2 separate regions of the Homo sapiens genome follow, and region 1 is linked to region 2. Evidence: read pairs that join two places in POLR2A ChIA-PET (ENCODE). Cell type or tissue: OCI-LY7. All regions are shown on one strand. Each heading gives the region's core, and the rest is flanking DNA. Links, peaks and the distances in the headings are about the cores only.

The links. Peaks named below come from ENCODE experiments on the same cell type or tissue, not always from the same donor. Only the 100,000 strongest peaks of a DNase experiment are listed, where the experiment ranks them.
Region 1: POLR2A ChIA-PET joins it to region 2 with 5 read pairs; 2 of 35 experiments call an interaction of 5 or more read pairs at or near these places.

What each region holds. Positions count from the first base shown.
Region 1 is chr17:19,335,668-19,347,491 of GRCh38, forward strand. EPN2 (epsin 2) reads left to right here. Exons shown (of 11, transcript NM_014964.5): 11 at 1-1,048. B9D1 (B9 domain containing 1) reads right to left here. Exons shown (of 7, transcript NM_015681.6): 5 at 11,602-11,664; 6 at 8,123-8,190; 7 at 7,508-7,794. The coding sequence ends at 7,652. It overlaps MIR1180 (microRNA 1180), which reads right to left and starts at 8,907; the gene lies at 8,839-8,907. RefSeq lists silencers at 2,325-2,534, 9,929-10,223 and enhancers at 5,685-6,252, 9,929-10,223. In OCI-LY7, for the core only: CTCF peaks have their summits at 2,624 (motif pointing left) and 2,828; a DNase peak (open chromatin) is centred at 2,624.
Region 2 is chr17:19,561,689-19,577,962 of GRCh38, forward strand. It overlaps SLC47A1 (solute carrier family 47 member 1), which reads left to right. Exons shown (of 17, transcript NM_018242.3): 13 at 5,102-5,171; 14 at 5,408-5,540; 15 at 9,790-9,884; 16 at 11,092-11,173; 17 at 15,639-16,274. The coding sequence ends at 15,865. It overlaps LOC105371578 (a long non-coding RNA gene), which reads right to left and starts at 9,790. Exons shown (of 3, transcript XR_934310.4): 1 at 9,157-9,790; 2 at 2,835-2,941. RefSeq lists an enhancer at 14,134-14,709. In OCI-LY7, for the core only: CTCF peaks have their summits at 6,247 and 6,447; a DNase peak (open chromatin) is centred at 8,223; H3K27ac peaks cover 900 bases.

The DNA.
Region 1 (11,824 bases), core at 441-8,440, 230 kb before region 2:
TCCAGATATTATTTTTAAGTTGGAGACCTAAAAATAATTCTCTTGTATTTTGGAGATGAAGAAAAAAGTCATTCACCTGGGAGGGATTTTTAACAAACATGCACTAATATTACCTCCCTCTTCCAAACTCCTACTGTCCTCACCTCACCCACCACTGTAAAAGTATTACGTCGTGCATTAAAGACCAGAAAAGACTTGCTTTTACCCAGGGAGGGGACATTCCCCCAATCCTGTGTCTGGGCAGCTTGCCTGGTGGATGTTTCTGGCCCTTTTTCCACCATGGGAATTTCTCACCTCTAGCTCTAAGGGCAGCTGACCACCTGCCAGCCCCTCTCTGGTTCCAGAAGATTACCCTTCGCACCGGCACAGGAGAGATCTTAAATGGTCTCTGGGCTGCTGGGACATGCAGGCTCTGAGTGGGGACTGCACCCACTCATGCTGTTCCTGAGGCCGCCCTCTCCAGTCCCAGGAGCCGTGTCTAGAGTTCCTGACCAGCCACCTTCTGCCAGAACTGCAGGCCTGCGGCTGGGTCTTAGGCTCCCGCTGCCATTTGGGTAAGCCGGTGGCTGGTCTCGTCTGCCGGGGGAAGGGTGGGGAGGTGCAATGGGATGGGAGGCAGGATGCTTGCCCAGAAAGGTGCTTTCCTTCAGACGGTGCAGGGCCTGGGCCAGCCTTACAGGTCAGTAGACTAGACTCGACTACTTGGGGTCAGTGATTCTTTTGTAACGAGTCTTTCATGATGTGACTTTGAGGCCCCAACATGACAGCCACTGGGCCACCGGGACCCAAGAAGACAGCCCCCTGCCCCATCTTCTGGCACAGGCCATCCCGAGTGCATGTCCCTGTTGCCCACTGCACTGATCATGAAGCCACCGGCCACTGCCACGCATGTTGCACCTGTGCCATCGTGCTCCCTCCTGATGGGCACCGTGGTGGAGGAAGTCACCCAGCTGTTTCTCAGTCCCAGAGGCCGGTGGCTGGTTTTGAACTTGTGTTGACTGTTGATACTTATTTACTGTATAAATATAATTTATCATTTGTACCATGATGCGGTTTCTGGCTGTGTCCTTCTCCCACCCCATCTTCATCAGTCCTGTGCCACTGGAGAGGTGGGAGATGAGGGAGCCGATTCTTGTGGAGCTTGGTCTGCAGTTATTGAGGCCACCAGCCTGGTCCTAGTGCCCGCGTGAGCTGGGCATTTGGTTGCCCCTGAACCTCAGGGAAAGGGGGTGGGAGGCGTGCCTTTTGTGAGGTGCTGAGACTGGTGGCCTGCACGGGTGTGCTGGGGGAAGTGCTAGCCACTGCCCTTTACCCTTCTGTGTCCGCCCTCTTAATGCGGCCTTGTCACTGGTGGAGGCTGCTTTGGATGAGGTGGAAGTGACAGTGTGCCGGGTCCCCAGAGGCTTCCTGTGCTCTGCCTCCTCTTGTGTCCATGCTGCAGAAGAGCTGCTCTGGGAAGCCACTGCCTGTCAGCTGAGGCAACAGAGGGAGGGAGTGCGTGGAGCTGCCCAGCCAACTGCGTGTTCCTGAGAGGAAGGGCCTGTTGGAGCCACTGGTTCTTAGGTGGCTTGCTGTGCAACAGCTGACCGACAGAGGGCCTGTGCCTCAGAGCCACCAACCAGACGAGGGCAGCGGCGGGAGGACACGTGCATCTCCAGGCAGCAGAGGTGGAAGAGGTGCTCTGGTCACGGGAAGAGGCAAGGCCGAGGCAGAGGCGGCTGGGAGACCCTGATGGGAAGGGTTGGAGAGGCCTTGAGACGAGCCTGGAGGGAGGTCTGGGACTGCCCTGCAGCCCTCTGCTCTCTGTGCAAGTGCCTGGCTCCTGGTGTCCACCCAAGGATAAGCAGACAAGCTTGACTCAGAGCTAGGAGGCTAGGGACTGGTGGCAGGGGGTGCCCGTTCAGTGCAGGGGACAGGAGAGAAAGAAGGGTGTGTGGGATGCTCTTGGTTACGCTGCAGTAACACATCTCCAGGTCTCAGCGGCTTCCCGCGGAAGTTTCTCACAGAAGTCAGTGACTCAGGGACTCAAGCCGCTTTCATCTTGAAACACTGCTATCTTTGACAGACAGCCCTGAAGGTGGCTATGAAGGGAAAAATGGACAAGGGTCAAGCATAGATTTCTTACAGCCAGGCCTGGAATTGCCTCACTGCCACTCACACCAGTGCCAGAATTAGGCCCTCGGCCCCCATCCAGATGTGGGGTGGGTGGGGATGGGCAAGTGCAGGCTTCCTTAGTGGTGGAGGGTGGGAGGTGGGGAAATGGGCTTGGTTAACATTGCCAGTCTCTATCACAGCGGACTGTCTGGCTCCCAGAGAGTTATTTCAGTCTTCTTCTCAAACATAGACAGTAAGGTCCTGTGTCCTGGGCTCTGTGGAGTACAGAGCCTTCTCCAGCAAGGCAGACACAGCCTATAAACTAGAAAGACCTATGATCTGTGCCCTTCCCCCAACAATAACAACAAAGCAGGGCAGGGGTCAGTACCCACAGTCCAGCTCCATTTGGAGGAGCAGAGAATGGGAGACTGCCCCACAGTGCTGGAAGCTGCCGCACAGACTGAGGTCGCCTTGCGGTGAGGAGGGAAAGGACCTGATGGTGCCCTGCTCTGGGCTCTGCCCCCTGGTGGGGAGCTGGCCTTTTTTGTATTCCCTTGGCTGCAGCTCTTGGGCCAAGCTCAGCTTTCTCACCTGCTGCCTGTGGGTGGATGGTTCCAGGCCAGGACCTGTTTTGAGTGAGCCAGAGGCTTCAGTCCAGGCTCATGGACTTTGCACACTTCCATCAAAAATGTGGCAATCTTTGTACTTCTAATCAGTTCCATGTACAAATAACTGCATTATTTTGGTCAGAGTGTTACTTTGGTGGCCCCTGATGGACCTTGTCTCCCAGTGTGGTCTCCGTCACCTGATGGGCGTGGCCATATGACTAGATGGGGCCAGTGCCATGATGGCAGGAGGGGCTTGATAAATGCCTGCACATGGAGCTTGACCTCTTGGCATGTTCTGCTGGCAGCCCACATGTCGTACTATGAGAACTTCAAACACATGGAGAGGCCACATGGGGGAGAACGGAGGTGTTCTGTCAGTAGCCCCCATGAGCCCCAGACAACAGCCCACCATGTGAGTAATCATCTTGGTCAGCTCAGTGGAATAGCTCTAGCCAGAATCAAGTGTAGCATAGCCACCCAGCTGAGCCCAGTCCCCTGTAGGATCATGAGTGATAAATGATAGTGGTTTTAAGTGACAAAGTTTTGGGGTAATTTGTTACACAGCAATGGACAACTCAAGCACACACATAAAATTCTTTCCTAGACATAAGCTGCCTTATTTCCTTGCTGCCTTACCTCCATGCTTCTCTCAATTTAATGGTAGCTACCATGAGGCCATCTGGGATCATGATGGGAGAGCCACCCCCTTAATTCCGTATTTACCAAAAGACCAAGTTATTTTGTTCAGATGAGAAGTTTTATTATGCCTTTATTGCTGAAAGCAATTTTGAATCTTACCTTTTCTCATTAGAGTTTGAGAAAGTCTTTTGCAACCTTTTGATGCTAATTTTTTTTAGATTGTTGCCTTTCATTTCTGCTTGCAAACTAGCCAGTTCTTTCCTCCTTACTGTGATAGCATTCCAAAATGCAGTCAACAGTAGCCAACTCACACTGCACATCCTATCTGGCCTGTCCCTTTCCCCTAGAGCTGCTGTCTCTGGGGCACATAACCTGCCTCCCAAGTTAGCATGAGAGTCTTAGCAAATGTCTTGTACTTGCATAATATAGATCTCCTGCTGTCCAGCTTATGAGCTGTATTCTTTTTGCCTGCCACGCAGCTGCTTAGCCAACAAGAGTTTGTTTTTTCTGTTTTTTGGCTACAGCAGAAACCCACTCCTGATTTTCATATCATTTGCAATAGAATAGGCTATGCAGGATCAAATAACCCCAAGCTCTCATTGGCTGAGCACAGTATCTTATGAGTGTTTCTCACTCACAAAAAGCCTAATGGAGATGTTCCTGGCAGTGCTCTGCAAGCTGGGGTGCCCAGACTCAGGCTCCTCCCTTATGATGCTGCTTTCTTCAATGTGTGCCTCAAAGGGTGCCATGGACAAGAACGAGAAGTGCTTGTGTGACCCTGAAGTGGGTCAGACCTCTCAGTGGTGAAGATCCTTTTCATACTTTGCTTTGGCTAGAACTACCCAAATGGACCCACCTTGATACAAGGGGCCTAGGAAATGTAGTCTTCTGGTGTGCCAGGAGAAAAGGGAGATAGGCTGGTCAACATGCAGCTTTGTGACACCGACAGCATGGACAGCAAGTAAGCGTGGACCTGCAGGCCGTATGCCTCGACTGTCCTCATGGAGGGGGTCCCACATGCCCAACCCCCCCCCCCCCCCGGCTTCCCGGGCACTCGCGCCTTCAGCCTCTTAAATCTCACTGCATCATCTCTTACCTTGACTGGGCAGGGATGCAAGGAGCTTTGTGAAGTGACAGTGACATTTCTGTGCCTTTGGGGCTGGGTTGTGCATTCTTTTTTGAGATGGAGTCTCCCTCTGTCGCCCCGGCTGGAGTGCAGTGGCACAGTCTTGGCTCACTGCAACCTCCACCTCCCGGGTTCAAGCGATTCTCCTGCCTCAGCCTCCCGAGTAGCTGGGATTACAGGCGCCCGCCACCATGCCTGGCTAACTTTTTGTATTTTTAGTAGAGACGGGGTTTCACCATGTTGGCCAGGCTGGTCTTAACAGTCCTGACCTCAGGTGATCCGCCTGCATCAGCCTCCCAAAGTGCTGGGATTACAGGCGTCAGCACCATGTCCGGCCTGGTTGTGCATTCTTAAAGTATTCTTGGCCAGGCGCAGTGGCTCATGCCTGTAATCCCAACACTTTGGGAAGCTGGTGCAGGCGGATCACCTGCGGTCCGGAGTGCAAGACCAGCCTGGCCAACATGGTGAAACCCTGAAACCCTGTCTCTACTAAAAATACAAAAATTAGCCAGCTTCAGTGGCAGGTGCCTGTAATTTTAAGCTACTCGGGAGGCTGAGGCAGGAGAATCACTTGAACCCGGGAGGCAGAGGTTGCAGTCAGCCAGGACCGTGCCACTGCATTCCAGCCTGGGCGACAGAGTAAGACCCTGTCTCAAAAAAAAAAAAAAAAAAAAAAAGAGTTACGCATTTTGTTGTACGTAAATGTCCCCTCAAAAGAACACACTAAAGCCAGACACTGGATTCTGGTTAATGGTAAGTGTGCTGAAATATACAGAAGGTGGAGTCCTGATTTCACAGTTTATTTTGAAATGCAATAAAAATAGGATGGATTGAAGCAGGGATGAATAGTTGGATATATGTGAATATACAAGTACGGAACAGGAAATTGGTAATGGTAAAATCTAGGTGGTGGGTATGTGGTGTTCACTGTAAAATGATGTCAACTTTTCCACATTTAGACATTTCAGTAATGTTGAGAAAAATTGGAAAATTAAACATAACCAGAAGAGGGTGACTTAGTATTTCCCAGCTGCTGACAGGCTGGACAAATGGGGCCTGAGGCTTGTACGTGCACACCACAGGCTAGAGGCTTCAGGGAAGCTTCAGGTCCCCTTGATGTGGACCAAGGCCAGTGCCCTGGGTGAGGTGAGGCCATGGACAGAGAAGACAGCTTTCCGGGGAGCTGTGATAGCTGTGATAAAATGGGGCAGAGGACAGGAGCAGCTGAGGGTGCTGGGCTTTTGCTCTGTGTCGTCCCATGACACGTGGGGCACATGTGGAGGCTGGCGTGAAGGAGCCCGTGTAGGAAAACTCACGATGGAGGGAGAAGGGGAGAAGAAAGACCCTTGAGAGCACTGTATCTCCCACACACCTGAGGCATGTCCTCAGGTAGGGTAAGGAAGGCAGCTAATGTGGGGTGGTTGTGGGAACAGAAGGGAGCGCCTTAGCTAAGCTGGCAGGGAGGGTGCTGGAGGCCTGAAGAGACAAAGGCTGTTAAGTTTCCTCAGAGAATGCATGAGGGAGTTGTCTAGGGAAACACAGACCTGGGCCATGGATGGAACGCGAGCCGTTGTGGCTCTGGGGGCTCAGGCAGGTGCAGGGCAGGCGAAGGAACAGCTGGCTGTCACCAGGGTGGAGACCTTGCCAGGTGAGCATAAACGAAGGATGGAGGGCACTATGGGAAGTGCATGCAGATGACCAAGAGTTCTAAACTGGGCTGGGAGGAAAGCAAGGAAAGAGGGGCTGATGGTTGGCGAAAAGGGGCTGGGCCAGGAGCTTGGAGGGCCTGGTGGTTTGAAGAGCACAGGGAAGCGCCACATGAGGGAGGGCCTGGCCTGAGGGAGGGATGCCTCAATCCAGACTTTGGAGGCAGTGCCTTCACCAGTAACAAGAGATATGCCTGCCTGGCTGTGAGGGGTAGAGGTGAAGACAGACTGTTCCAAGTGAGGAGGTTGAGGAAGAGGCAAGGACACACCCCTGCTCTAGGCTCACCGCACATGGGGAGTGGGAGGAAAAAGATTCCACTTAAGAGGGCTGCAGGGTACTGAGTGGGCTTCAGTAAGGCCAGAAGGCAGAGGGAACTTCCTATTCCGAGAAGATGGAATCACAGGAATTTTGCTGACAACAGACGATGAGTTTCAGAACGCACAGTGAGTTGGGGGGAGGGCACGGGAGTGCTCGTGAGATAAAAGGCAGAAGAGGGTCGGCCCAGATGGTCTCAGGGCAAGTGCCATGACGACAGTCCAGGGCAACATGGGCGAGGCTGGGAGGTGGGGGTTTGCCAGGAGCCTGTGGTTTCTCTTGGATCCCGCTGAGGGCAGTATCTAGGCTGGGGCACCATGTCTGCCGAAAGCTCAGTGGCAGGGCAGAGAGGGCCTGGGGCTGCCTCGTGAGGTGCGAGGGGTTCTTGTGAAGGTGGGGAGGCCCAGGGTCAGGGCCTCCCAAAGTAATGCTGAAGGGGCTCTGCTTCCAGAAGGGCCTGGACAACCTCAGAGGTCAGGGTGTTGAGCCAGGGGGCTCACCTTCCTCTCCTGCCAAGGGGCTGCCAGAAAGCTGGACCCCAGCCAGCGGCCTCCCACCTCTGAGAGGTTTCCAGCCCCCATCCTTGGACTGTGGGTAGGGGGGCAGAGAGGGGAGTGGGCAGGCTGAGGGTCTGCCATCCCCCGGGGTACCTCACCATTCCAGCTCCCAATAACAGGGTTCTGTCCTTGCCAAGGGAGGCTGGTGGCCAGAAGCATGGCTGAACGGGTGATTCTACTTAACCCCAAGCCTCTAAGGAGGGTGCCATGCCCAGTTAGTTCAAGGAACAATGTGTTGCGGTATAGAAAAGGCCACACAGCTTTGAGTGGCAGAACCTGGTTATGTCAAAGCTCCCATCCCACATGCCATCCTGCTGCACGGTCTGGTCTCCTGGCAGCTTCCACGGCACAAGGGGTAGGGACAGGGAGAGCCCTGGAGGTGGGGCCAGGAAAGGCCCAAGAGCCCCCAGCTCCTGTGGGGGAGGGGCTAAACAGGAGAGAAGGCAGCCCCAGGCCTAGGCTCTCTGAAAATGAGACTTTATTATACAAAACTATTCTGTGTGCCCCCAGCTCTGGCCACCAGGCTGCCCCTCAGGCCGATGGGCAGCGGCTGACTTCGGGAAGGCAGCCCTTCATTATCAGAGACTGTGCAGCCTGTGGAGCCTTCACTGGGGGAAGCTCTGGGGTGGGCTGGGCCCCAACACACCCTGTGTATCAGAAGGCCCAGTGTCATAGCCCAGTTTCCTCATGTCCTTGGTCACCACGTTGAAGAGGAGGGTGACAAAGCCCTGAGAACGGACACGGGTCACTGGGGACAGAAGGGCAGCATCAGCCAGGCTGGGCTGGGGCAGAGAGAGACCCAGGTTGATCTGGGAATCTCAGCCTCAGCGTTCTCATCTGTAAAATGGGGACAACAGTGCCTGACCCAAGCCCCTCACTGGGAGGTAAAGGGGCTGCCGGGACAGGCAGACATGACAAACCCTCTGTGCTCCAACCAGGCCCTCATCTGGGAACATTTGTGGGCTAGCTCCTATGTGCCTGGCAGGTCCCCGGCATTCACCCCAACCCTGGGCCCACCCACTCCCAGGCTGTAACCTGTATGGGGGATGGGGGTAAGAGAGGGGAGGGAGCTTTACCTTCCCGGCCTTCACCCTGAGCCACCACCTTGGGGTCTGTGTACTCGGGCCGCCGCCCCATGAACCAGCTGGGAACACAGAAGAACACAGGTGAGCAGGGCCCCACCTGGGCATTCCTGGTCTTGGACGACACTGGATGTGGGCTCTCCTCGGTTCAGAAACCAGCACTCTTGTTCCAACCGCACCCCACCCCCACCAGGAGTCAGGCCCTAAGCAGAGCCTTCCCAGTGGCTGGGCTCCAGCGTGGGGTGTCCCTTGCCGAGGTCACACAGCCTAGCCAGGCCTCATGTGCTCTGCAGCCACGCTGCCTCCGCTGGCCGGTTAGGCTTTTCCATCTCTGGCTTCCATGGGTTTGGTTCACTGGGAATGAGAGCTCAGGAAGATTCTGGGGTGGGGGTGCTACCTGAACCCCCAGAAATCCCAGAAAAGTGACAGCAGCTGAGGTGGGGGAGGGGAGGGGACAGTGTGACCCTCCAGCCTCCCTGGAAGGGGGTCCCACCCCAGAGAGTCTGTGGGGTGGGCAGAAGGGCCAGAACGGCTCCTCAGCCTTACCTCCCACTAGTGTGGGGTCCAGGACATGTCACTTCCCATCTTGGCACCCACCGCAGGCCCTGCCAGGGGCGGCACACAGCCACCAGGCTGAGCATGCGCCCTCCCCAGCCCCAGACCCCAGTTGGGCCAGGCGGGAGGCCAGGAGGCCGGGGGTGTCAGGCCCCGCCGCCGACACACCCACGCGAGCCGGAAACAACCAGGAGCACTATTCCCGGCCGGGTGGGTCCAGCAGCCGCGGGCTTCGCCCCGCCGGGACTCGCGGCCGCGCCTCCTCTGTACCACAGCTCCCAAGGTCCCCCCACGGACACACCCGGCCCCGAGGGTCGCTGGCAACCATGCCGACCCAAAAGCCCACGCACCGCCCTCCCCGCGGCCTCTCCGTCTCTGAGGTGGGCACCAGCGCTCACCTGGGGCGGCTGCAGAGGGGCCCAGGCCAGGGAGGGGCTCTCAGCTGCCGCAGAGTTGGCCTGTGGAGACCACAGCCAGGGAGCACTGCCCACCAGCCCCCAACCCCAAGGAGGGAGCCAGAGAGTGAAAGCCAGCAGGCGCTCCCCAAGGGGAAGGGATGGGCAGCCACAACCCCTGCGCCTCAGTTTCTCCTTTGGGAGAGCAAGACTCTCACAGCACCCACCTCACAAGAGGCTATGTATGAGGACTGGGGCCTGGGAGCATCCCCACTGTGCCCAGCAGATCCCATCCCGGAGCTCACATGGAGCTCCCGTTCCCACTGAATTTCTTTCCTGGGGTCCACCCGGGTGGTCTGCTTAGCTGGCTGGGGTTGGGGAGACAAGACAGGCTGTTCTGGGAGAGCATTCCAGGCAAGGACCTGAGGCAAGGAAGGACCCCTCAGACTGCAGGAACTGAGGTAGATGGGAAGCAAGTGGGCAGAGGCCATGAGGTAGGCAGGGCCCGACCACCGGCCTGGCAGCATTCTGGTTGAAGTTCATTCTGACAGAGACAGGTTCTAGCAGGGGAGGGGTGCAGCCCCAGTTGTGTTTTAGGAACACCGTTTTTCTTGCTATGTGAAGACTAGACTGGAGGGGTGGCAGCAGGCTGAATGACGGCCCCTCAAAGATAGCAGATCCTAGTCCTGGGAAACCGTGCACGTGACCTTATTGAGAAACAGGGTCACGTGCACTTTGCACAGATATGATTAGGCTAAGGATCTTGAGGCGACTATCCAGGTGGACCCTAAAGGCCAGGACTCGAGTGATGAGGCCACAAGCCAAGGAAGGCTGGGGCCACCAGAAACTGAAAGGGCAATAAACAGAGTCTCCCCTAGAGCCTTGGGAGGGAGCACAGCCCTGTGGTGCCTTTTCTGGGCCCAGTGACCTGGATTTTGAACTCTGGCCTTCAGCATACATTTCTGCTGTTTTCAGCTATCACATTTGTGTGTTTTGTTGCAGCAGCCACCGTGGGAAACGAATACAGTGGCCAAGAGTGTTTGGGGCAGGCCCTAGGCCAGCGCTGGAGGATGTGGGGAGAGGCTGGGAGAGGGGTGGGGATGACCGAGGTGTCAGCCTGAGCAAGGAGCCTCCATATCTGGGAAGATTCTGCCAATCAAACTGCCTTCACTAATCAGAACTTTCTCCAGTTTTTGTAATCCAAGCACATACTGCCTTGCCCAGTTGCGAGCCCCTCCACAGGGGCTGTGAAACCCTTTCCTCAGCGAGCTGTCCCCTGGAGGCCCAAAGTCCTCCTTGGAGCTGTGGGCGGTGGAACAGGGTGAATAACCCAGCCTGGATGGCTGTGTGGGTCCCCAGTCTCTTAGGCTTTCCCAACCCACTGATGGGCACTGCCTCGCTGCCTCCCTGACAGCCTGTGGCATGGGGATTGTCACCTCCAGGTGATACTGGCCCAGGTCATCTGGGAAAGAAGTCCTTTGCTACAGGGTGGCCTCCCAGAAGGACTCCTAGGGGCAGTAGGCACACAAATTCTCAGGCTGAGGCCAGCGGAGACCCTGCCCTTCCTCCCCTCCACGGCTCTCAGAGCTCAGTGAAGCATTCTCGGCCCTGGGCGCGATGCTGTCCCTCCACCCAGCAGGGCTCTGGCCTGGTCTCACGCCCAGTACTGGCCAGGCTCGCAGGGGCTGCTTGCCGGCTGCTGCCCTGGAACCCAGGGAGTCCTCCATGTTCCACTTGTGCCTCACTAATCTGCCGGTGGGCGGCAGAGGCTTGCTGCCCAACTGCGCTAATGGTCCTCGAGTCAGAAGGCCAGGGCCCAGCTGGCCCTCTAAGCTCCCACTTGGATGTGAGCAGGGGTAAGAGGCCTTCATGCTGGGGCTGCATCCAGGCATCCCCTGGGCCCTCCCTGCAGGCCCTTGTGTCCTGGCCCCTGCCTGCCTCCCTGATGTCTCCCTCATTCTGCCTGGCTTACCACTTACTGGCCACACTGCCGTCCTGGCCACACCACCGTCCTGGCTTCTCTAGCATGCTAAGCTCACGCTCTCCTCAGCCTGGCAGGCACTGTTCCCTGTGCCTGATGTTCTTCCCCGGCTCTTCCCTCCACACTAAGCCTCTGCGCAAATGTCAGCTCCGGCCAGAGACTCCCACATGTAAAGGCATTTATCATGATTACTGTTCCAAGGTGTCTGACTCATACTGCTATATCCTCTTGTTTCCCACCTTTTAATGTCACATTATGTCATGAGCATTTTTCCCATCTGACAAGAGTTTTTCCTCTGCTCCCTCAGACACAAAGATTTTTCACAGGGCACAGGGTAAAATCGCCCGGCCTTCTGCTGCTGGAACAGGGCTGAAGGGAGCCCCGTGACTCAGCACTCCCAGGGGACCTGTTTCTATTTGTCCTCAGTGGGTGGAGCAGCTTGCAGATCTGAGGAGGCGACCAGGCACAAACTGAGGGGTAGAATGGGACATCCATTCATCCAGTAGATCAGGAGGGGCTGGGGTTATGGGTACAAAACTCACCTTGTAAACTTCTGCAGTTTAGACGTAGATTCTGGGACAAACATGGGGATGGTCCTTTTGTGCCTGAAACAAATGTTTTTGCAGACAGAGATGCTGAGTAAGAGACCTTTCTGAGCCTCCAGGGAGAAGAAACCCTCAGATCAGGCCAGTGCAGCTGCAGCGTGGGCCAAGTCAGGGCCAATGTCAACGAATCCAACCTGTGCTAACTGAGCACCCCCTGTGT
Region 2 (16,274 bases), core at 4,685-12,684:
GGGAAGAACATATTAGATGTAGGAACTGATGTATAATCTACAGTGCCAACTTAATGGGCATTGGTAATGATTTTATGCTTCTGCTGGTCATGTATTTTAAAGGTGGAAACCCCTTTTTAGTACGATTAATTACATTTTCAGTTAATTATTTTGTTTCCAGTGATAAGAATCCTCTTGGTTTCTTAGTATCGGCCAAAGTGCCCGGTTTGTAGTAGTTGCATAATATGTTTGTCAAACTGAATTGAAGTTAAAATCTCACCAGTGAGCTGTCTCAAAAGTCATATTCTCAGATTGATTACTGAAGAATTCTTGGATAAGTCCCCTCTGCTCTGCAGAATTTGTTTCCTTCATCAGCGATGCTAGTGTGTACATTCGGACTATATAGAAACTTCGTGGGGGTACTTCTTATTTGGACACCTTTGTCAGCAGTTACAAAATGCAAATGGACTTTGCCTTCCTGGATTCAGAAAGCTGGTGGAGCGGACAGAACTAATTTCATGGTTTATTCTTCACACATTTGACTTTTGACTTCAGATCGTAGGTTTTCATTTTTCAGCTTCAGCTATTTTGTTATGGGGAAATAAGATGTTTAGGCCAGGCACGGTGGCTCACTCCTGTAATCCCAACACTTTGGGAGGCTGAGGCAGATGGATTGCCTGAGTTTAGGAGTTCAAGACCAGCTGGTCGACATGGGGAAACCCTGTCTCTACTAAAAATACAAAAAAAATTAGCTAGGCGTGGTGAGGCACGCCTGCAATCCCAGCTACTCAGGAGGCTGAGGCAGGAGAATCACTTGAACCTGGGAGACGGAGGGTGCAGTGAGCTGAGATTGTGCCACTGCACTCCAGCCTGGGCAACAGAGTGAGACTCTGTCTCAAAAAAAAAAAAAAAGTTTATAACTCCCTCACTCAGAATGAGTGGGGAAGGCGATGGCAAATAGTTGGCTTTTCTCACAAAGGGAATCAGGATGAACTTTATGAGGACCAGGATAAATGGATGGTTTCAGAAGGAATATAGTAGAAGCTGGACTCTGAATCTGTCCACTTGGGAAACCATACAGCCCAGGAAAAGAATGAAAAACAAGAGGCCCACAAACTATAGAACTGACGAGATGAGGAAACATCAGAAACTCAACAATCAAATTACTTGTAAGGTGGCCAGGATCAACCCAACCTGGTAGAATCGGTGAAAGAGATGAACCTCTACCTAACTTAATCACAGGGGGCGGGAAACGGCACCTCTAACAAATAAAGGGGGACGTTACTACTAAACACAATCATTTTTAAAAATCCTAAGAGACTACTTTGCACAACTTTTTCCAAGGAAATCTAAAAATGTGGAATAAACAGATAATTTTCTAGGGAAATAATTGATCAGTATGTACCCTAGAAAAGATAGAAGGTCTAAATAACTGATTTCCTGTAAGAAATAAGAGAAAGCTTTTTTTTTTTTTTTTTTTTTTTTGACGGAGCCTCCCTCTGTCGCCCAGGCTGGAGTGCAGTGGCATGATCTCAGCTCACTGCAAGCTCTGCCTCCCGGGTTCACGCCATTCTCCTGCCTCAGCCTCCCAAGTAGCTGGGACTACAGGCGCCCGCCACCACGCTCGGCTAATTTTTTGTATTTTTGGTAGAGATGGGGTTTCACCGTGTTAGCCAGGATGGTCTCGATCTCCTGACCTTGTGATCCGCCCGCCTCGGCCTCCCAAAGTGCTGGGATTACAGCCATAAGCCACCACGCCCGGCCGAGAAAGCTATTTTAAAATGTCAAAAAGCACAATCCCAGAAGGTTCCAAAGGATAATTTTATAAAATCTTCAAAACATGGGGAATTGCAAACATAGATAAAACAGAAAATTTCAGAGCACAGGAAAAGGAAAACTTTGCATTCTGTTTATGAAGCAAATATAACATTGGTGCCAAAATCTGACAAAGTTTGCACATAAAAAAGAAAGAAAATCACAGATCACTCTTATGTATTAATATGAATTTAAAAATCCAAAATAAAATGTTATTAGACATAGGCTGGGCGCGGTGGCTCACGCCTGTAATCCCAGCACTTTGGGAGGCCGAGGTGGGTAGATCACGAGGTCAGGAGATCGAGACCATCCTGGCTAACATGGTGAAACCCTGTCTCTACTAAAAAATACAAAAAATTAGCCGGGCGTGGTGGCACGCACCTGTAGTCCCAGCTACTCGGGAGGCTGAGGCAGGAGAATGGCGTGAACCCGGGAGGCGGAGCTTGCAGTGAGCCGAGATTGAGCCACTGCACCCCAGCCTGGGCGACAGAGCGAGACTCCGTCTCAGACAAAAAAAAAATGTTATTAGACAGAATTTAGCAGCACATTGAAAAGAATATATTTGGGTGAAATATAAAAGTGAATATAGGCCAGGCGCGGTGGCTCATGCCTGTAATCCCAACACTTTGGGAGACTGAGGCAAAAGGATCACTTGAGCCCAGGAGTTCAAGACCAGCCTGGGAAACATGGCGAAACCCCATCTCTACAAAAAATAAAATTTAGCTGGGCATGGTGGTGTGCACCTGTAGTCCTAGCTACTCAAGAAGCTGAGGTGGGAGGATCACTTGAGCCTGAGAGGTTGAGGCTGCAGTGAGCCATGATTGCATCACTCCACTCCAGCCTGGGTGACAGTGAGACCCTGTCTAAAAAAAAAAGTGAATATAATATCTCAGGTGGAAAAAGCAAGGTGCAGAACATCATATAGAGAATGCTGCATGTGAAATGATAGAATATAGAAAGGAAAATTAAGAATATACATTTGTATTTGCTTATATTTTCATAGACACTAGACAAACATGGAACGTGCTAGGAATTGTTACCTGGAGGAGGCAGGGCTGGTACTGGGGCAAACTGGAAGGGCATTGCAGTAAGACTTTGCTTACTATCTTGTTCATATTGTTCCATTTTTTGACCATGTGCATGTTACCTATTCAAAAAATAAAATTTGAATAAAATAATTATATTTCTGTCCTTTTTGGTGAGGAGGAAGTGATCATCTTGTTCAGTGCTGGATTTCTTTTCTTTTCTTTTTTTTGAGATGGAGTTTCGCTCTTGTTGCCCAGGCTGGAGTGCAATGGCACGATCTCGGCTCATCGCAATCTCCGCCTCCTGGTTTCAAGTGATTCTCCTGCCTCAGCCTCCCGAGTAGCTGGGATTACAGGCATGCACCACCACACCTGCTAATTTTGTATTTTTAGAAGAGATGGGAGTTCTCCATGTTGGTCAGGCTGGTCTCGAACTCACCACCTCAGGTGATCTGCCTGCCTTGGCCTCCCAAAGTGCAGGGATTACAGGCATGAGCCACCACTCCTGGGCCAGTGCTGGATTTCTTATTTAGTAATTAAACAAGTATTTATTGGGAGACAGTCTTCTAGGTTCTAGTTTAGAGTGACAAAACTCACTCCAAGGGTGTTGTGAATTTCCTGCTTCCCCAGGTCAGGGCAGCATTTTTCTCATCTCCCTTCACATGCAGAGGTTAGAATCCAAGTCTCTAGCTTTAGGGGTTCCATTTCTAGGAACCAAGGATAATTCTGCAGAATATATCTATGGCCTTTACCAACCTTCGTTCCATAGAGGGAACTTAATTTTTACTCTGTAGTGCTTCACTGAGGCTTACTAGGAGACACAGTCAGACTTGGCCTGTGGCATCATCTTAAAAGAAGGATGATCATAGCATCCAAACTTGCCGGGATGATAGGTGCGTGCCACTGTGCCCAGCCAAACTTCTTTTCAGCTGATGGGGAACGGGGGAGGGATGTCACCAAATCCCTTGATTTGTCTACACTGACCAGATGGACTATGCGGTAACCCCTCTTTATCCTTGGTTTTGCTTTCCAAGGTTTAGTCACCTGCAGTCAATTTTGGTCTGAAAATCTTTTTTTTTTTTTTTTTTTTTGAGATGGACTCTCGCTCTGTCGCCCAGGCTGGAGTGCAGTGGCATGATCTCAGCTCACTGCGAGCTCTGCCTCCCAGGTTCACGCCATTCTCCTGTCTCAGCCTCCCCAGCAGCTGGGACTACAGGCGCCCGCCACCACGCCCGGCTAATTTTTTTGTATTTTTAGTAGAGACGGGGTTTCACCATGTTAGCCAGGATGGTCTCGATCTCCTGACCTTGTGATCCGCCCGCCTCGGCCTCCCAAAGTGCTGGAATTACAGGCGTGAGCCACCGTGCCTGGTGGTCTGAAAATCTTAAGTGGAAAATTCCAGAAATAAACAATTCATAAGTTTTCAATTGCGTGCGGTTATGAGTATTAGGAGGAAATCTCACGTCCCGCCTGGGACATGAAATCATCCCTTTGTCCAACATCTCCACGCTGTGTGTGCTTTCCACCCGCTAGTTATTTCAGATTGACTGTTTTGGTATCACAGTGCTAGTAATCCCAAAGCACAAAAGTAGTGATGCTGGCATGTGGTTATGGCCTACTTTATTACTACTGTTGTTACTCTCTTACTGTGCCCAAATTATGAATTAACATTATCATAATGTATTTGTGTATAAGGAAAACACAATGTATTTAGGGTTCAGTCCTCTCTGCGATTTCAGGCATCCACTGGGGGACTTGAAACATATCTCTTGAAGACAAGGGTGTGGTGCTGCCTATTTTTTCTAAAAGCTGTGAGATACAACATGCAGTTAGTTTCCTCTATGGACCCAGCAACAGGTGAACTGTCCCTGACTAGGCTGCTGGCCTCAATGCATGTGCATGTCTGTAATATGCAGAAAGCTATATACTTTTTTTTTTAAGACAGTCTCGCTCTGTCATTCAGGCTGAAGTGCAGTGATGAGATCTCAGCTCACTGCAACCTCTGCCTCCCGGGTTCAAGCGATTCTCCTGCCTCAGCCTCCTGAGTAGCTGGGATTACAGGTACCCACCACCAGGCCTGGCTAATTTTATATTTTTAGTAGATACGGGGTTTCACCATGTTGGCCAGGCTGGTCTCAAACTCCTGACCTCAGGTGATCCTCCCGCCTCAGCCTCCCAAAGTGCTGAGATTACAGGCATGAGCCACTGCGCCTAGCCAGAAAGCTATATACTTCTTTCTCCACTTTGTCTCCTAATCACCACGTGCTTTATTTTCCTAACAGAGACATCATTAATCTGGTGGCTCAGGTGGTTCCAATTTATGCTGTTTCCCACCTCTTTGAAGCTCTTGCTGTAAGTATTATGTAGTAGTCCCCTAAGCACTGTTATGATCTTCTGATGGTGGTAAATTTCAGCTGAGAGGAGGGGCCAGCATAGGTAGGAAGATTGAATATTGTTACCACATTTCGTTTAGAAGGATACTGTCACCTTACCATGGATTTTAGCACAGAATATGAAGTGCTCGGGAGATGGGAGTGTTTCAAGAGCGCCGGATGTGTTCACAGTGATGGAATGCTCTCTGCCTGCAGTGCACGAGTGGTGGTGTTCTGAGGGGGAGTGGAAATCAGAAGGTTGGAGCCATTGTGAATACCATTGGGTACTATGTGGTTGGCCTCCCCATCGGGATCGCGCTGATGTTTGCAACCACACTTGGAGTGATGGGTAAGCTCTAACCTCTGCAGGCAGGGCTTAGCTGCTCACCAGCCCAGGAAATGACCGTCGGAGCACACGGGTCTTTGACTGAGGCTCACCTCTGAAACTCGGGAGCTCGCCCACGTCCATTCTGTGTCTTGTCAGAGAGTGTAGGGGGCGTTCAGGAGGTGACCTCCAGCTCTAGCCAGGGCCCCAAGGCTATGTGGTCCTGCCCCTCACACCCCTGCGGGCGATCTTCCACGCTGACACACTTGAGCACAGATGCCCTTTCTACCAACCTCCTATCCTGAGTCATCCAGCCCTCACTTCTCTAAAGGAGGCAACAGCAGGGACCGCTGAAGAAGCATTTGGAAGCATCCCCTTAGTGTGTTTCGTGCTGTTCTTTAGAGACAGCATGTGAGCCCCTGAGGGTGACTCTGCAGGGCCAGGGCTATCGTAGGCGGTCCTGCGTGCGTGGGGTGCTGCAGGGTCTGCACTCACGGTGGCACTCTGCATCCTAGAGCAGTGCCCCATGTGCTCACCAAGCAGCATGGCTGGATCCTTGGAGGGCAATGGGTGGCCAGTGCCCTTCTCATCACCCTCATCGCACTCCGCAGCCTCCACCTCCCTCCTTGTGCAGCCTTAGCTCTGTGCCCCCACAGAGCTCCCCACAAGGCCATACACGTGGTCGGTGTGAACAGCACAGAAGGAAGGGGGCGGACTTGAGCACCTTCCCACATTTGGAAGAAAAAACTTAATCCACAGCATCTGAAATTACCAGAGCTAATCTTTTTAAAAAGTACGGAAATAAATGACTGCCCAGCTTTGATTTCTAAAATAATAATTTGGAACATATTGGCAGTTAATAAATGATGATATGAAAACCTGGACATTTATCTTTGGGGTGAGTAGTGACTGACTTAAAGCGTGGCTTGTTTTGATTCATCTGTACTTGGCAGGCTCAGAGGTGGTGAGAAGTCAACTGATACCTACAGGGAACTTCCAGTTCAGTATGTTCCTTTATGTGGCACATTTTTCTCAAGTTCAATAATATTTTAATTAAAAATACAGGAGTTGTTCAAAGAATAGTATTGCCAATGCAAAGTTCATTGGGCTTGCATGATAGTGCAGAAAATTATTTAGCTGAGTTTCTGGTGCGATTCATAGTTTGGATTTGCCAATTGCCTAGCTAATGCAAATATTATAGAAATCTAATTTATTTTTATTTTTAAAGTAATGTATTTTATGTAACACAATATGTCTAAAATTATTGCAACGTGCAATCAGTATAAAATATTAAGGAAATAATTTAAATTCTCTATATTATATCTTTTAAACTTTAAATTGACAAATTATAGTTGTATACATTTATGGGGTACAGTGTGGTGTTTTGATATATGTATAAAATGTGGAATGATTAAATTAAGCTAATTAACATACTTATCACCACTTATTTTTTATGGTGAGACATTTGAAATTTACTTAGTTAATTCAAAATGTGCAGTACATTGACTACAGTCACCCTGGTGTGCAATTGATCTCAAAACTTATTCTTCCTGTCTATCAGAAATTTGTACCTTAACAACTCCCCATTCCCATGCCCTCCCCTCCTTGCCACCAGTCCCTGCTAACCATCATTCTACTCTCTACTTCTATGAGTTCAACTTTTTTAGAAGAGGAGTCTACTTTATTCTCCTGTTTCATTTTTTACAGATGGGGTCTTGCTATGTTGCCCAGGCTGGTCTCAAACTCCTTGACTCAAGTGATCCTCCCACCTTGGCCTCCCAAGTATCTGGGATTACAGGCATGAGGAACCTGCTTTGAAATATAAATCCATCTGTATCCCAAGTGCCGTCCTTGGCTCACCTATTCATTTAACAGAATATATCTAGGCCAGGCACAGTGGCTCATGCCTGTAATTCCAGCACTTTGGGAGGCTGAGGTGGGTGGTTCACTTGAGGTTAAGAGTTTGAGACCAACCTGGGCAACTTGGCGAAACCCCGTCTCTACTAAAAATACAAAAATTAGCCAGGTGTGGTGGTGTGCGCCTGTAGTTCCAGCTACTTGGGAGGCTGAGGCACAAGAATTGCTTGAACCCGGGAGGCGGAGGCTGCAGTGAGCAAGATGGCACCACTGCACTCCAGCCTGGGCGACAGAGTGAGACTCTACCTTAAAAAAAAAAAGCGTAACTAATTGTGCAAAGTAGAAGAGGAAGTTGAGAATCACTGAAAAGAAATGGTGGGGGCCCTGGGGATGTGAGGGCTCTATGAGAAGCCTATAGTCAATCCCCCCCACCCACCTATTAGAAGAAATTGTGGTACGAATTGGTTTTGAGTATTGTGTCTCCTGGTATGGTATGCAGTATACCTATACAAGGTGTCTAGGAGAGCATCAGAATTCTGCAGGTTCTCAGAAGCAACCTCAGGAAATCATAATGACCCTCAGAATCCCTGGGAGACATTTTAAATATGTAAATTCCTGGGCCTTGCCCATGAGATCTAATAATCATCCCACTTTGGGCTCATAGGTTGGGTCAAATAGAAATCTTTTAAATGATGTATGCTAAAATTATTGGAAATCTAATTCATAACTTTCAAATTATAGCTGGAGTTAGCTGGTTATTTCCTGTTTAAGGTGGTTCAGGTGAGCTTGTAGTTTCTATGTACTGAGAACACTGGATTTGAAAGAGGAAGCCAGTAGCTTGCTTTTACTAATTTTTTATAGGACTAGCAGGTGGCACCAACTATACTATTCTAAGAGCAGGCTAGGCTGGGCGTAGTGACTCATACCTATAATCCTAGTGCTTTGGAAGCCAAGGCAGGAGGATCACTTGACTCTAGGAGTTGGAGGCTGTAGTGAGCTGTGGTCATGCCACTGCTCTCCAGCCTGGGCAACAGAGCAAGACCCTGACTCTAAAAAGCAAACAAACAAACAAAAGGGCAGGCTGATCATACCTGAAAAATGTGATTGGTACCAAGAAACAGAGCTGTAAAACCTGTACCGAATCCATAAACCAGGAACCCAGACTAGCCACCTTAACCCTTACATAGATCTGGACAGCTGTGGAAATAAACCAGGACCAACCAAGCAAGACAAGCAAAGTCTGTGTATTCTCAGCAAGGGTGTTGGCTGCCACCACTTGCATTTGGGCAGAAACTCAAAGGCAGGCAAAGGAGTGGGAAAGCGTCACAGTGGATAAAAGGGGAGGCTGCAGGTGTGTCCTGAGTGGAGATTGTTGATCTGGGGGATGCTGGAGGTGGCTGACTAGAAATGGGCCTCCCATGTGATTGGTTAGGGGGATGTATTTTACTTTCTCTGGTTGGTCCTAAGTTGGAAGTGCAGACCAAAATTAGGCAAGCTGTCAGTTGCTAATCAAGTCCTGGCCATCTGGGGCCAATCGTTACAGAAGTTACTGGTTAGCTTCCTGGATTGTTACCAAAGGCAGCGATCTTGCTTCCTGCAAGTCTGATTTAGGGAAGGCTGGCTTCCTGGGTTTATTGTAGATGGGGTGGGGTTTCTTGGGCAGGGTGCTGCAGGTTGTGAGGCAGAGGTCTGTTTTTATTACGGTCAGGACTTTGTCTCTTGGTTATTGTTGGAGCTTTTGGTTCTGCCATTAGTTTACTGTTGACCAAAAAACCCTCCTCACCTGGGGTCTCCCTCTGTGCCCTGTGTGGTGCCTTGAGATTCACAGGGCTTTTCCCGCCATCCATTCCCACCTGGCCTGCCTTTGGTGTTCTCCAGTCATCTGTAGGTGCTCAGCCCTGCTCTGGAAGCTTCTAGCAAAGTCTGTGTCAGAAGCAAGTTAAGGTCCAAGGTCTGGCAGGAACTCTGAGGAAGAGAACATTAGTAGTTTATATGGCTAGTGATTTCTGCTTTTTTTTTTTTTAATGTTAGTCCCCTTTTTTGAGGAAACCAGGGCAGAAGTAGTTGGTCCTGGGAAATTTTAATTTCCTTATAACTGGCATTTTTCTTAATATTCAAGCATTATAATCAGTAAGGCCAAAAATATCCTCTGAATATTTGTTCCGAAATCCTGAACCAAAAGAGATGGCCCTTTTGGGGGTGGCCTCAAGGAGTACTGGGCTTTCCAGAACCTTCTGGAACCTTCTGGAAGCCTGAGGAGGAGCAGGATAGAGGTCTCTGGCCCGCTGTGGGCTCCACCTCAGCCATGAAAGCAGATATTCAGTATGGCTGACAGAAGTGATATAGGCAAAACATACTCCCCAGGGGCAGCTGGTTTTCTATGGAATTAACCTCTATTAAATATTTCTATTTCTAGGTCTGTGGTCAGGGATCATCATCTGTACAGTCTTTCAAGCTGTGTGTTTTCTAGGCTTTATTATTCAGCTAAATTGGAAAAAAGCCTGTCAGCAGGTAACTATGTTCATTCTGTCCCGGTAAAGGTTCCTCTCCTAGAAAAACAGGATCTGATCTGGCTCTCCCTTTTTTCTTTTGGAAAGTTCTTTTCTCATTTTCTTTATTCTTATCTCATGAATACTATTGTTCTTGTTGTTTTAACTAGACAGTTCAGATGTGAAGGGCCAGATGATCCTGGCTTTATCTATTCCCAGAAAAACAGGGGACTCCTTTCTTCCTTGTCTCCCATGCCAGGCTGTCACCCTTGTGCAGGAAAATCCAATTTCAGGACAAGAATTAGAACTGGAGAGAAATGTGGGATGCATCAAAGTCATCCTGATGTTGTTTTTATGGTCTCCAAATGTTTTGTTAAGATACTTGTGTGCATCCTTCCCTTCAACTTTCTAGGGTCAGTGTGAGGTCTAGAAATAGGTGGTAGAAAAATGAGATGAGTCGAGGTACAGTGGCTTATGCCTGTAGTCCCAGCTATTCAGGAGGCTGAGGCAGGAGGATCGCTTGAGCCCTAGAGTTCGAGGCTGCAGTCATCTGTGATCACTGCACTCCAGCCTGAGTGATGGAGCGAGACCCTGTCTCTACAAATAAAAATGTTTTAAAAAGAAAGAGATAAAGTAAAAAGGGAGAGTTCTAAATGATCTTGGTCCCTCTCTTGTCCCTGTCTCCCTCACCCTGTACTGTTCCCATCCCACCTTCCCTTTCATGGACCCCATTTCAGCCTTTTCTGTTTTCTTTTTCTTAAGAGACAGGCTCTCACTCTGTCACCCAGGCTGGACTATAGTGGCAGGATCACATCTCGCTGGAGTCTCAACCTCCTGGGCTCAAGTGATCCTCCTGTCTCAGCCTCCCAGGTAGTTGGGAATACAGACATGCGCCACCATGCCTGGCTGTTTTTTTTGTTGTTGTTGTTATTTTTTTGTTTTTAATTTTTTAATTGAGATGGGATCTTGCTGTGTTGCGCAGGCTGGCCTTGAATTCCTGGGCTCAAGCAATCCTCTCTCCTCAGCCCCCCAAAGTGCTGGGATTACAGGTGTGAGCACTGAGCCTGGCCCCATTTCAATCTTTATGAAAGATGACCTGTGAATGAGAGGAACTTCAGCTATACATGCCAATTAAGGAAAATGGCTTGGCTCTTCCTAAACTAGGTGGTCAAGTAAAATACCATATTAACACTATTGTGAAGCCTGATGGACTGAGTTTCATTTTCCAGGCTCAGGTACACGCCAATTTGAAAGTAAACAACGTGCCTCGGAGTGGGAATTCTGCTCTCCCTCAGGATCCGCTTCACCCAGGTAAGATATGACTCCCTCAGCCCTTGGACAGGCCTGTCTAGGTAGGACTGGAGGGGCTGTTAGTGAGACACAGCTAGATTTGCTGCTATGAGCTCTCATTTAAATAGGGCAATAATGTTTCAGAAACACATGATAAAGCCAAGTAACACACAATTCAAGGTAAACTGAGTTCATTCCACACATTAGTAAACCGCTATAGATGACTGAAAGGTCCCCAGTTCCTCCCCTAATTTCTGCAAGCACTTTGCAGGCATTTCTAACACTTGGAAATACTGTGCTTCTACCATAGCTTAGAAACTGACATTTGTTTGTTTTAATGGGGTCCCTGCTGTTCATCAGGCAGACACTTGTGGGCTTTAAACAGGTCGTTGCTTGGACCTTTGCTTCTGATTCACATTGTGCAAATGTGGTTATGGTTTTCTTCAGTCAGTTGAGTAATCCCCCCGATTCCTGGCCCCTTAGGCAGTTAGCCACCCACTCTCAGTAACCCTTGCTCCTTTATAATTTAAACACTTTGACTTCATAGAATGGCTGATACTTAGTCAGTGGTCAGTTGTGTTGTTTCTGCCAATTTTCATTCATGTTGTCTAGGCTCCTGTGCTGTGTGTCTGGTTATCTTTGATTTTAATTTATTTTTAAATTAATTTTTTAAAATTAAAGAAAAACTTTTTTTTTTTTAAATAGAAAGAGGGTCTTGCCCTGTTGCCCATGATGGTGTGCAGTGTAGCTCACTGCACCCTTTACATCTTGGGCTCAAGCGATCCTCCTGCCTTGGCCTCCCAAAGCAGTGGGATTACAGGCGTGAGCCACCACACCTGGCCTGGTTATCTTTGATTATGTTCCAGACTTTATATTTGAAAATTGTTCATAGAAGTAACTTGAGCCTGAAAGAATGTTGTCTATTTATCTTCAGAGAGGATTTTCTTTTCCTTCTGTTGGACACTGAGGGTGACCAGCAGTCTAGGGCAATCTTGGAAATGGAGCTTTCTGGAGCACCCAGCCAAACTGAAGGTGTGCTGCAGCCAGTGTGAGGCTTGGTTTACTTCTTCTGGTTCATGCTTTTTTTTTTTTTTTTTTTTTAAAAGCAGTCTCACCCTATTGCCCAGGCTGGAGTGCAATGGTGCGATCTCAGCTCACTGCAACCTCCGCCTCCCGGGTTCAAGCGATTCTCCTGCCTCAGCTTCCCAAGTAGCTGGGATTATAGGCGCCCACCACCATACCTGGCTAATTTTTGTATTTTTAGTGGATATGGAGTTTCACCACGTTGGTCAGGCTGGTCTCGAACTCCTGACCACAAGTGATCCACCCTCCTCGGCCCCCCAAAGTGCTGGGATTACAGGCGTGAGCCACCACACCTGGACTGGTTCATCCTTAAGTCTTGGATGCAGCCCTTTGGGGTTCTAACCACAAGTACAGAGAGGTTTGCCAGGGCCTGATTCTTGGTAGGTACCCAAGTCGCCAAAGCCCTGGTCAGCGTCTCAGTCATGTGATCTGGATGTAGGTCTCTCTGACCTGCATCCTCTCATCTCTCTGATCTGAATGAACTCTCTGATGTGAAGCAGCCTCAGAGGCTGGGCAGCCCCTCTGGGTTTCCTTCGTCCCTGGATCTTGCCCTGGTGACTCTTCATTACATTGTTTGCATTCTGATGCCTTCAAGATGATATTTAATTTGTTTTATTGAGGTTCTATAATGATCTTCAGGGAAGGGTTGGTGGATGTTTTCTACCATCTTGCCAATTTCCCTGATTTGTGAAATCCGCATAACAATAGCACTTATCCCTGTTGTTGTTTTTGAGTCTCACTCTGTCGCCCAGGCTGGAGTGCAGTGGCTCGTTTTCACTGCAACCTCTATCTCCCAGGTTTAAGTGATTCTCCTGCCTCAGCCTCCTGAGTAGCTGGGATTACAGGTGTGTGCGGTGGTGTACCACCACACCCTGCTAATATTTGTATTTTTAGCAGAGACGGGATTTCACCATGTTGGCCAGACTTTTCTTGAACTCCTGACCTCAAGTGATCCGCCTGGCTCGGCCTCCCAAAGTACTGGGATTACAGGCGTGAGCCACCACACCCGGCCTAACAATGGCACTTACTTTTATACTACCGCTGTTGGGGTTGAGAAGCACCCAGAACTGCCTGACCAGGGAAAGCATTTTGTTAAGTGTGAGCTGGTATGATTCTGTTCAAAATGATTTTCTTTTTCTCCCTCCCTCCCTCCCTCCCTTTTTCTCTCTTTCTCTCTTTCTCTGTCACCCAGGCTGGAGTGCAGTGGTGCGATCAAGGTTCACTGCAGCCTTGACCTCCTGGGCTCAAGCAACCTGCCTGTCTCAGCCTTCCAAAGTGCTGGGATTAGAGGCATGAGCCACTGCACCCGGCCCAAAATGATTTTCTTTCAGAACTCTGAGGATATTGCTACATTCCTAACATTCATCCACTTATGCTCATTAGGAAGTGGGATGGCCAAGCTTATTCTCGTGCCATTATGTAATATGCCTTCATTTTTCTCTTCGGAAGCTTTTAGGACATTTTCTTATTATTATTCCTTTTTTTTTTTTTTTGAGATAGGGTCTTGTTCTGTCACCCAGGCTGGAGTGCAGTGGTGCAATTATAGCTCACTGCAGTCTCAAACTCCTAGGCTCAAACAGTCCTCCCGTTTTAGCCTCCTGAGTAGCTGGGATTACAGGTGCGTGCCACTATGCTCAGCTAACTCTTTAATATTTTTGTAGAGACCAGGTCTTGCTTTGCAGCCCAGGTTGGTCTTGAACTTCTGGATTCAAGCAATCCTCCTGCTTTAGCCTCTCAAAGTGTTGGGATTACAGGTGTGAACCACCACGCCTGGCCTATTACTCTTACTGTTCTGAAGTGTCTTGAGACTAAGTCTAGGTGTGAATCATTATCTGCTTGAAACTGTTGGGGTGAAGGAGAAGCTATCCCCTTGCCCTCCGATGGTTCACTGAAAAATCAACTTATAATAAGGCCGATGAATAAGAGAAAAGGCATACAAATGTATTTAACCATGCAAAAGGGAAGAATCACAGTCATTACCCAACATCCCAGTGAGGCCCAACACTCATATAACCAACTTTCAGAGGGGAGAGAGGAGATAGGGCATTTGGTGCTTCTGTTGAGGGATAGTAAATGAGTACTAGGGAAAATGATTGAATATTTTGCAGAATGAATGGATTGGGGGCAGGGTGGACAGACTGGTTCCCTTTGGAAGTTGAATGAACCTGAGAGACTGGCATTATTTTGTAAAAGGTTTGGCAATTGTTCTTCTTGGTGGGTTTGTCTGGCTTTTATGTAGATGGGGAAAAGTCTCTTTCAAGGCCTGTTGATCTCCAAAGAGTTTTTAATTTAAAATACTCATTATACCAGGGAGCCATATCTTGGGGTGAAATTCTCTGCAATCCTTCAATACTTAGTAGGCCCTTTGATGTGAACGGTCACATCTTTCTCCCATTCTGTGAATAGCCTTGTATTCTTTCTTCCTTCCTTTTTTTTTTTTTTTTTTGACACTGGGTCTCTCTCTGTCACTCAGGCTGGACTGCAGTAGCACAATCATAGCTAACTGCACCTCGATATCCTGGGCTCAAGTGATCCTCCCACCTCAGTCTCCCAAGTAGTTGGGACTATAGGCATACGCCATCAGGCCCAGCAAAGTTTTTGTTTGTAGAGATGAGGTATCACTATGTTGCCCAGGCTGGTCTTGAACTCCTGGGCTCAAGGGATTCTCCCACCTCAGCATCCCAAAGTGTTGGAATTACGGGCGTGAGCCATCGCACCCAGACTTGAATTATTTCTTAGGTTGTTTCTCCTTGTGTTTTGTTCTGAAATGCTTATTAGATGGGTGTTGGCTCCTTGAAAATTTCCCCTGTGAATCCTTTTTTTTTTTTCCCTTGGAGTGGAGTTTTGCTCTTGTTGCCCAGGCTAGAGTGCAATGGCACCATCTTGGCTCACCCAAACCTCTGCCTCCTGGGTTCAAGCGATTCTCCTGCCTCACTGCCTCAGCCTCCTGAGTAGCTGGGATTACAAGCATGTGCCACCATGTCCGGCTAATTTTGTATTTTTAGTAGAGACGGGGTTTCTCCATATTGGTCAGGCTGGTCTCTAACTCCCAACCTCAGGTGATCTGCCTGCCTCAGCCTCCCAAAGTGCTGGGATTACAGGCATGAGCCACCGCGCCCGGCTTCCCTGTGAATTTTAATGGAGAGGGCTACCTTATTTCTCTAGCTCCTGGGAGAGTGCTCCCTGGAGCACCCAAGCCAGCGCTGGTAGGATCATCGGTGTTCGTGAAGGAGTGAGTGGAGGGGCACTCTGCGATAAGATTTCTTTTATTTATTCACTGTAGCAATAGTGTCCTGAATTAACTTTCTCTCCACTATTAGCACATATTCCTTTTATACATAGCCCTTTATAAAAATGAAAAAAAAAATCCCTTTTAAGCTGCTAAGTTCCTTTTTCCTCCCAGGGTGCCCTGAAAACCTTGAAGGAATTTTAACGAACGATGTTGGAAAGACAGGCGAGCCTCAGTCAGATCAGCAGATGCGCCAAGAAGAACCTTTGCCGGAACATCCACAGGACGGCGCTAAATTGTCCAGGAAACAGCTGGTGCTGCGGCGAGGGCTTCTGCTCCTGGGGGTCTTCTTAATCTTGCTGGTGGGGATTTTAGTGAGATTCTATGTCAGAATTCAGTGACGTGGTAGGAAAGAAAGTCAGGTCAAGTGATGCTTTTGAGCTTACACACAATTCACAGGCCCACCAGTGACAATTTACTGTGAGTTAATGTCATTCAGGTGTGCCCATGGATTTTGAGGGCTGGAAATGCAAAGACACATTTTTCTATAAAAAGAAAAAGCAACTAAGGTTAAAAGCTATATTGTGGCCCAAGACACTGTCTGAAAGATGACATGAGTAGTAATTCACCACTATCTGAACCAAGCAAGGATCAATGTGCTGACTGCATTGGCCAATGGCTTTGATACTTCTGCTATTTTTTTAGACACAAACCCATAAACTAACTGCTTAAGAATTCATACTGCTTGAATTATGTAAAATATATTTTACAGTATATCTTTCCTTGGGCCTTAGATTACTATTCACTGGG